2 separate regions of the Homo sapiens genome follow, and region 1 is linked to region 2. The links are chromatin contacts, found by Hi-C or POLR2A ChIA-PET in ENCODE. All regions are on one chromosome and are shown on one strand. The core of a region is the stretch at or near the end of the contact, and the rest is flanking DNA. Distances in the headings are between cores, read along the strand shown. Region 1 holds the start of FN3KRP (fructosamine 3 kinase related protein). Region 2 holds the start of CSNK1D (casein kinase 1 delta).

Region 1 (3,602 bases), core at 1,048-3,547, 440 kb before region 2:
GGGCATCCAGAACCTTGATGGGCTTGGGCACTTTCACCGTGTTTGTTTTCAGGATGGCAGTTAAACTTGCCATCTCACCTTCAAACATTCTTCTGGCCTGTCAGAAAAATACGAGAGGAAGTGGAAATACAGGGAGGCAAGGTTACTTCCGGAAGGTTCTGTAGATATGTTTTCCTCTAGCATTACAACTTCAAACCAAGACTATCCTGACTGAGGATTCCATACACATGGACAGTGTTTTCAAACACACTTGCCAACAGGGTAGGCTACAGGTTCAGAGGCTGTACTGGAAGAAGAGGGCTTGAGCTTTCCAGTGTTGGACTACACTTGTGTGCTGTGGTTGAATTGGGAGGTTCTCTGGAGAGAGGAAAATCGAAGGCACTAATATTCCACTAAGATCCGGCAACAGTGGGACTGTGAACATGGGTTACCTGTCAGTGTCCTCAGACGACACCTCAACTGCAGTCCTGTTCCACCTACAGGACACAGACTCACCCGACCTCTCAGGTGCAGGCGGCACCCTGGCTGCCTATGCCAGTGACCTGGGGTCACTTTTCACCTGAAGAGACCACCAAGTTCCATGCCACCTCCTGCCCAGCACTGGAAACCACCTCATCTTGAGATGCCGTTTCCATCCAACTCCCCGGGACCACAGCAACTCCTCCCTTGGGTCCCCCTGGCTCACCACACAGCAGTGATCCCTAGAGTAGAAGTCAGAGCCAGCGGCCTTTCCTTTCCTCCTGCTACACACACCACTGCCCTGCCTGCTCTCCCATCCTCATCTGGGGCTCCACCCTTACACACACAGACACATAACACACACACACAACATATACAGACACACAACACACACACAACACATACAGACACACAACACACACAACATACGACTTACAGACACACCATACACACACAACACACAGACACACACACACAACATACACAGCAGTGATCCCCGCAGAACAGGTCAGGGCCAGCGGCCTTTCTTTTTCTCCTGAGACACACACCACTGCCCTGCCCACTCTCCCATCCTCACCTGGGGCTCCACCCTTACACACACACAGACACACAATACATACACACAACATACAAACATTACAAACATACACACATACAACGTACACACACACAACATACACATAGACACACACACTCTCCTCGTGCTCCTGACTTCCAGCTGTCTTCATCCTTCTTTCAGTTCTTCAGAGTCCCCACCTCCTCAGCCTCAGAGCCCCACCACAGCTGCCATGTCACCGCTGCTAGGAACACTCTTTTTTTTTTGAGACGGAGTCTCATTCAGTCACCCAGCAGGCTGGAGTGCAGTGGCGCGATCTCGACTCACTGCAACCTCTGCCTCCTGGGTTCAAGCGATTCTTCTGCCTCAGCCTCCCGAGTAGCTGGGATTACAGGCGCCCGCCACCACGCCCAGCTAATTTTTGTATTTTTAATAGAGACGGGGGTTTCACCTTGTTGGCCAGGCTGGTCTCGAACTCCTGACTTCGCGCTCCACCCACCTCTGTCTCCCAAAGTGCTGGGATTACAGGCGTGAGCCACCGCGCCCGGCCCGAGAATGAGTCTAACAGAAGGACAGAGCATGCCAGGGTGTGGTGAGGCGCAGCAGCTGGCCTGGGGGCAGCACCTTCGCCCCGTTTCACAACGTACTGACCGAGGCTCACGGGGGATGGACACCTCCAGAGTCACTTAAGCTGAGGACTTAAGCAGCTTCCCCGGCTAGAACGACCCCACTTAACCAGCACCGCAGGGCAGGAACCCCGGGAGCAAGACTGCAGCAGCCAGTCCCGCCCCATTTCACGTAGCGCCCCCGAGAGAAAGTTCACGGAGAACAGGAGGTGTGGGGCGGCCGCGGTTCCTGCTCCGGACAGTTCCCCGCAGGTGCAAACTCCTCCGGACGCCCCGGACGCTTCCGCCGCCCCCGTTCACCGCTCGCCCCGCGCAAAGGGTTCCCCGCAAGGGGCGGCGGCGGCAGTCCCGGGAGAGCCACCCACGGCCTCCGGCGGGAGAAGCCCAGGCCGCGCCCCGCGCCGAGGCCCGCGACCCTCTCCGGAAAGAAACCGGTCCCCCGGCCCGCCCGACCCGCTGCCTGACCTCCGCCTTGGGGTTCACTTTCACGAACACTCGTCCTTGATCCGTGTCGTAGCTCCGGCCCTGGCTGATGCACCCGCCCCCCGAGTGGCCCGTGGCCCTGACAGAGCTGCAGCCCAGCTCGCGCCTCAGGAGCTCCTCCATGTTCCCGCCGCGGCCGCGGACCCGCCCCGGATCTGGCGGAGACTCGAGAGACGGCGGCCGAGCGGGCAAACATGAGTCCGCGCGAGGATTGGGCGGGGGGCGGGTGGGGGCGGGGCCCGGCCGCAGAGACAAGCGCTAGGATTGGGTGGCGGGAAGGGGCGGGCGTGGCCGCAGAGATGAGCGCTGGGATTGAGGGGCGGGAAGGGGAGGGGCCGGGAGGCAGGTAGGCGCGGGGGATTGGGTGGGGGTGAGATGACGTCAGGGGGCGGGGCCTGACCGACCCCGACCCAGACGGTTTGGGTTCAACTCTCCTGCACAAAATAAGTGGAAATGCTGATGGAAATAGTTAGAATATATTTTCTAAAGAGCTGACCCACTAGCAAGGGGCATCAGCCCAAGGTCTGGGTGCCGGGAGCCCAGAATGTTAAGATTGCTTTCGCCCGGGCGTTTGCTGAACCCGAGGAACAGAGCTCCTGATGTGGGGAGTGGCGGGCGCGCTCGGGGTGCACGTGCAACGGAGACACCGCCCCTAAACCTGGGGCCCTGAGGCTAACAGCTAACAGTGGCCCTGCCGTTACGGCCAGTGTCAGGTGCCAGCTGGGCTGGACCAGGAATTCCCAGAAACCTGGCAAGGCATGATTTGGGGTGGGTCGTGCTGAGGGCCACACCATCCGCTTCCCCGCTTCTGAGGCCTTCCGACCTGGGCTGAGCCCGGCTACCCGAGTCCCGGGGTCTCCGGCTCACAGACTTCTCGGCCTCCGTAATTGCAAACGCCAGCTCCCCCAGTCCATCTCCTGTCCTGGATCTACGTCTATATCCTACTGGATCCGTCTCTCTGGAGAACCCTAATACAGCTGTCAACACAAGGATGAACTAACTACAAGAAGGCCTGAATAGGAACTCTCCCAGGGGACGAAGAGGTTTCAGCCTTCAGCAAAGGATGGTTCATAGAAACCGTTCGCATAGTCGGCCCTCCACGGACTGCAACCCTAGTTAATATTACCTACAGTAAACAAAAAATTCAAGTATAGATTTTAGTCTAAAGCAAATAGGAAATGTCGCTTCCCTGGACGTTGGGAGAAGCAAACACGAATCCTCTCCTGAGGCCGGAAGCGGTGGCTCACGCCTGTAATCCCAGCACTTTGGGAGGCTGAGGCGGGCGGATCATTTTATAACTATCTATTAAATGGTACATATGTGTGTGTTCACGCACTTTTCTGTGTGTATACCGCATTTCATAATTTTAAAAAGCAAAAAAGATTAGCGGGGCGTGGTGGCGGGCGCTTGTAATCCCAGATACTCGGGAGGCTGAGGCAGGAGAATCGCTTGAACCCGGGAGGCGGAGGTTGCAGTGA
Region 2 (3,774 bases), core at 543-3,042:
CCCGCATCCCTCCCTCGTCACCGCATCTGTGCGTCTCCTCTGTGACGGAGGCTGTTCCTTGGCAATGACTATCCTCAGCTTCAGCCCCCTGCTGACAGTTTTCTAGCTCAGAACCTGGCCATGTCTGCACCCTCCCTGTCTTCTCGGAAGGGGTGCTGTCATTCCCTGGGCTACACACCTGCTTTGTCCTCCTCTCTCTGACCCCAGGGCTCCAGGGTACCACTGTCCTCTTCCTTTGTCAGTTTGTTGTGGCTGGGGCTGGTGGTGGGGGAGCCACAGCAATCAGCCTGCCTCACCTTGCCCAGCCCGCATGTTCCCAGGGCTCCTGCCATCCCCACTACACCACAGCCCAGTCCGTGTGCACGGGTTATAGAGTCAAGACACAAACACACAAAAGCCAGGCAGACGGGCACAGTACCTGCCGCAGCTGCATGAAGCTTGGGGCACTATGGGTGAGAAGAGCTAGAAATGTTGGGGCCATCAGAGCCCAGGAGGACCAGCCGAGGGAGGAGCAGCTGACAGGTGGGCAGGTGCCCCTAGTCAGGGACAGCAGGACTCCCCAGGAAGAAGGATCACAGCCACCCGTGGGAGAGCTGGACTCTGTTCATCAACAGAAAAGCCGTGAGCGATTCCGCCAACAAGGTCAGTTTTACTAGTCTGGCAGCCCCCCACCCCCGGCTTCTGTAACTCAGAAACTGGGCAGTTCCGACTGCCCATCCCTCATTAGTGACTGATGGTGGTCTGGCCGGCGGCATCTCCTGTCTCCAGGCCCTGCTATGTAATTTCGGGAATGGACGCCCGTCTCCCCGACCTGACCTCCAGCTGTTTGGAGCTGAGGGGTGGAGAGGAAAGACTGGGGGGTGGAGAAAGGCGAGCACCACTGTGGGGCCTGTGGGGGCTGCTTTCCTCTTCTGCAGTGACCTGGACGGGCTGAGGCTGCTGTCTCACTCACACGGCGGTGCCCACACCACAGCCCTGGTATGCTAATGCGTCAAAACACACCTTCACCTGTTTCACATTCTTGAGTTTCAGCGAGGATGCGACAGGTCTCGAGACACATGGACGTGGGACCATGGGGACGGGTTCTTCAAGGTCCCCATGCACCTGCAGCCTGGGGGGGCTTGTCTGAAGGGCTTTCTTCCCAGTGATGGGAATCAAAGGCCCCGATCTTTGAAGCTGGCCATCAGCCTGAACGTCCACTCCTTGTTTCCTTTGCAAGGAGGAACATTCAGATCCAACACAGATAAGAATGTTGACTCCGTCTCCAGGCCGCAGGGACTGGAGGGAGGCAGGTGGTCTGGCCTCATTTTGTGAAAGGTGGTGGCTTTGTCCTCAATCTTCAGGCTGGACATCAGGACCTCCCAGGGCGCGGGCCTGCTCTGTCTCTGGCCTTAGGTGTCAGGAGGTAAGGCCGCAGACGCTGACGTACTGGGATGCCCCAAGCCCGGGAACTGGCAGCCCAGTGAGGGGGTCTCACCTGTGTCCCCTGAGCCTGGCCTGTCACTCTGTCCACGCCTCAGCTACCTGTCCCCTCCTGCAAAGGGCACCGCCTGTCGCGAGGAACTCACCTGGCTTCCTCGACATCTCGGGGGACACACGAAAAGCCCCCGCGAGAGCAGCAGGAGCCTGCACGTGGAAGGGGCTGGCGGCCCGAGGTCCCGGGGTAACAGGAGGGCAGAGGGGCTGGGCACGGCGCAGGGTCGGGAGGAGGCCTGGAGCGCTCGCCCCGCCCGGCCCCGCCCCTGGAGCGCCGCGGCCCCGCCCCGCCGGGTTGCTAGGGGAAGTGACGTCACAGCGCGATGGCGGCGGCTCCTTTAGGCAGCTGAAAGGGGATTTAGGCCCGGAAGATCCGAGTCCATCCGCGGCGGGGAGAGGGCAAGCGGGACCGGTAGGGGCCGGAGCAGCGGCGGCGGCGCTCGGACTGTCCCATCCGCCCCGTATTGAGGCGCTGGGAGCGGCGGGGCGACAGGAAAGCGATGGTGAAAGCGGGGCCGTGAGGGGGGCGGAGCCGGGAGCCGGACCCGCAGTAGCGGCAGCAGCGGCGCCGCCTCCCAGAGTTCAGACCCAGGAAGCGGCCGGGAGGGCAGGAGCGAATCGGGCCGCCGCCGCCATGGAGCTGAGAGTCGGGAACAGGTACCGGCTGGGCCGGAAGATCGGCAGCGGCTCCTTCGGAGACATCTATCTCGGTGAGGCCCCGCCGCCCCCGCCCGCCGCCCGAAGACCCGGGCCCTGCGGCTGCCAAGACCAAGCGCGATCGCGGAAGGAAGTGGTGGCCCCCGCGGGGTCTCCGCGCAAGTCCCGGCACCGCCGGATCGTGGCCAGAACCCAACGGCCACTAGGCTAGCGCGGCCAGGGGTGGGGAGGGCAGTGGGGAGCGGACGTGGGGGAGGGGCAGGACCAGGTCGGGGGAGCAGGGTCTGGAGAGGGGAGGGTTGGGGAAGGAGGGGATAGGGGAGCTGACCCGGGGTGGGGCATGGTCTCTGGGGAGCCGACCTGGGTAGGGGCAGGGTCGTGGGGAGCGGACTCGGGAAGGGCTGGGTGGGGCGTGGGGAGGCGGGCCTGGGGGAGGGGCAGGGCGGGGGTGGGGGCAGCGGGCCGTGGGAGGGGAGGGGGTAGGGCTGGGGCCGCGAAGCGGGCGTCGGCTTCCTCTACGCCTAAGGTCACCGCAGTAAACAAAGGCCACGCTCTTTCTTCCGCAGCCCGGTCCGGGGCTGTCTGGCTGCCCCCTCAGAGGCTGCCCCGGTGTCTTGCATTCGTGGGGGAAAATGTCAGAAAGACCCAAATGCCGTGTGGAGCGGGGGAGTGGCCCGGCTAGGAGTGGGGCTTGCCCTCCCGCTGGGGGTTCTCTCTGAACGGTTCCCCTTGGCCTTGGAGCGGTGACTGAGTGCAAATGAGCAAGGGTTAAGTTTAGGTGAATGTAGAGAAAGTCACACAGGATTAAGATGCTGGCAAGATGAGAGGCAGATGAGGTAGTTGTACTCATGAGGTGTCCTTTAGACTGTAACAGTCTCAAGGTAGATTTCAAAAACAATGGGATTAGAAGGTTTTGGGTTGTGTCATATTTACAATGGAAAAATATGCACGTGAACACAAGTGTGATGAAAGGTTGGCTTAAATCTTCAAGTTTGTAATTTTTTTTTTTTTCCTGAGACGGAGTTTCGCTCTTGTTGCCCAGGTTGGAGTGCAATGGCGTGATCTCGGCTCACCGCAACCTCTGCCTCCCAGGTTCAAGCGATTCTCCTGCCTCAGCCTCCCGAAAAGCTGGGATCACAGGCGTGCGCCACCACGCCTGGCTAATTTCGTATTTTTAGTAGAGACGGGGTTTCTTCATGTTGGTCAAGGCTGGTCTCGAACTCCGGACCTCAAGTGATCCGCCCAGTTCGGCCTCCCGAAGTGCTGGGAAGCCACCGCGCCTGGCCCAAGTTTGTAATTTTAAAGTAACTTAATTTTCCGCACTTGTTAGTGGGATTGTGCAATGCACGAGTTATTCCAAGATCCCCTGAATTTGAGGATATGTAGCCTGAGGCGGTGTGCCTGCAGAGGGGCTGCTGCAGACCTTTGAGGGGAGCTGTTTTCTGTTCCAGCAGCCCTAGCTTTGGGGTGTGTTTTAACTGGGGCACCTGTCAGCTAGGGTCAGGAATCCCCTGGGATGTCAGTAATGCCTCTGGTCATACCTTTTAGATGAAGCCACATGTGGACAGTCTCCAGTTCTCACACCCTTCCCACTTGTCACCAGAGAGAGGACTCAGGACCCGGTGGGCTGACAGCGTTAGG

The links. Hi-C counts contacts between places; a loop is a spot of excess contacts on that map. ChIA-PET counts read pairs that join two places held with the same protein, here RNA polymerase II (POLR2A). Pooled maps may share reads with other maps.
Region 1: a pooled map shows a loop between it and region 2 (4-fold over the local background). The contact joins the promoter of FN3KRP here to the promoter of CSNK1D in region 2. A Hi-C loop is called at or near these places in 2 of 50 pooled maps. POLR2A ChIA-PET finds 5 or more read pairs at or near these places in 3 of 52 experiments (A549, CD4-positive, alpha-beta T cell and H1).

The regions. Positions count from the first base shown.
Region 1 is chr17:82,715,401-82,719,002 of GRCh38, reverse strand. It overlaps FN3KRP (fructosamine 3 kinase related protein), which reads right to left and starts at 2,297. Exons shown (of 6, transcript NM_024619.4): 1 at 2,107-2,297; 2 at 1-97. The coding sequence starts at 2,247. It overlaps LOC101929552 (a long non-coding RNA gene), which reads left to right and starts at 2,750. Exons shown (of 2, transcript NR_136400.1): 1 at 2,750-3,436. RefSeq lists silencers at 1,971-2,060, 2,141-2,220, 2,241-2,480.
Region 2 is chr17:82,271,718-82,275,491 of GRCh38, reverse strand. CSNK1D (casein kinase 1 delta) reads left to right here and starts at 1,792. Exons shown (of 9, transcript NM_001893.6): 1 at 1,792-2,186. The coding sequence starts at 2,111. It overlaps LOC124904089 (a long non-coding RNA gene), which reads right to left and starts at 1,714. Exons shown (of 2, transcript XR_007065953.1): 1 at 419-1,714. RefSeq lists silencers at 1,653-1,862, 2,103-2,292, 2,343-2,392.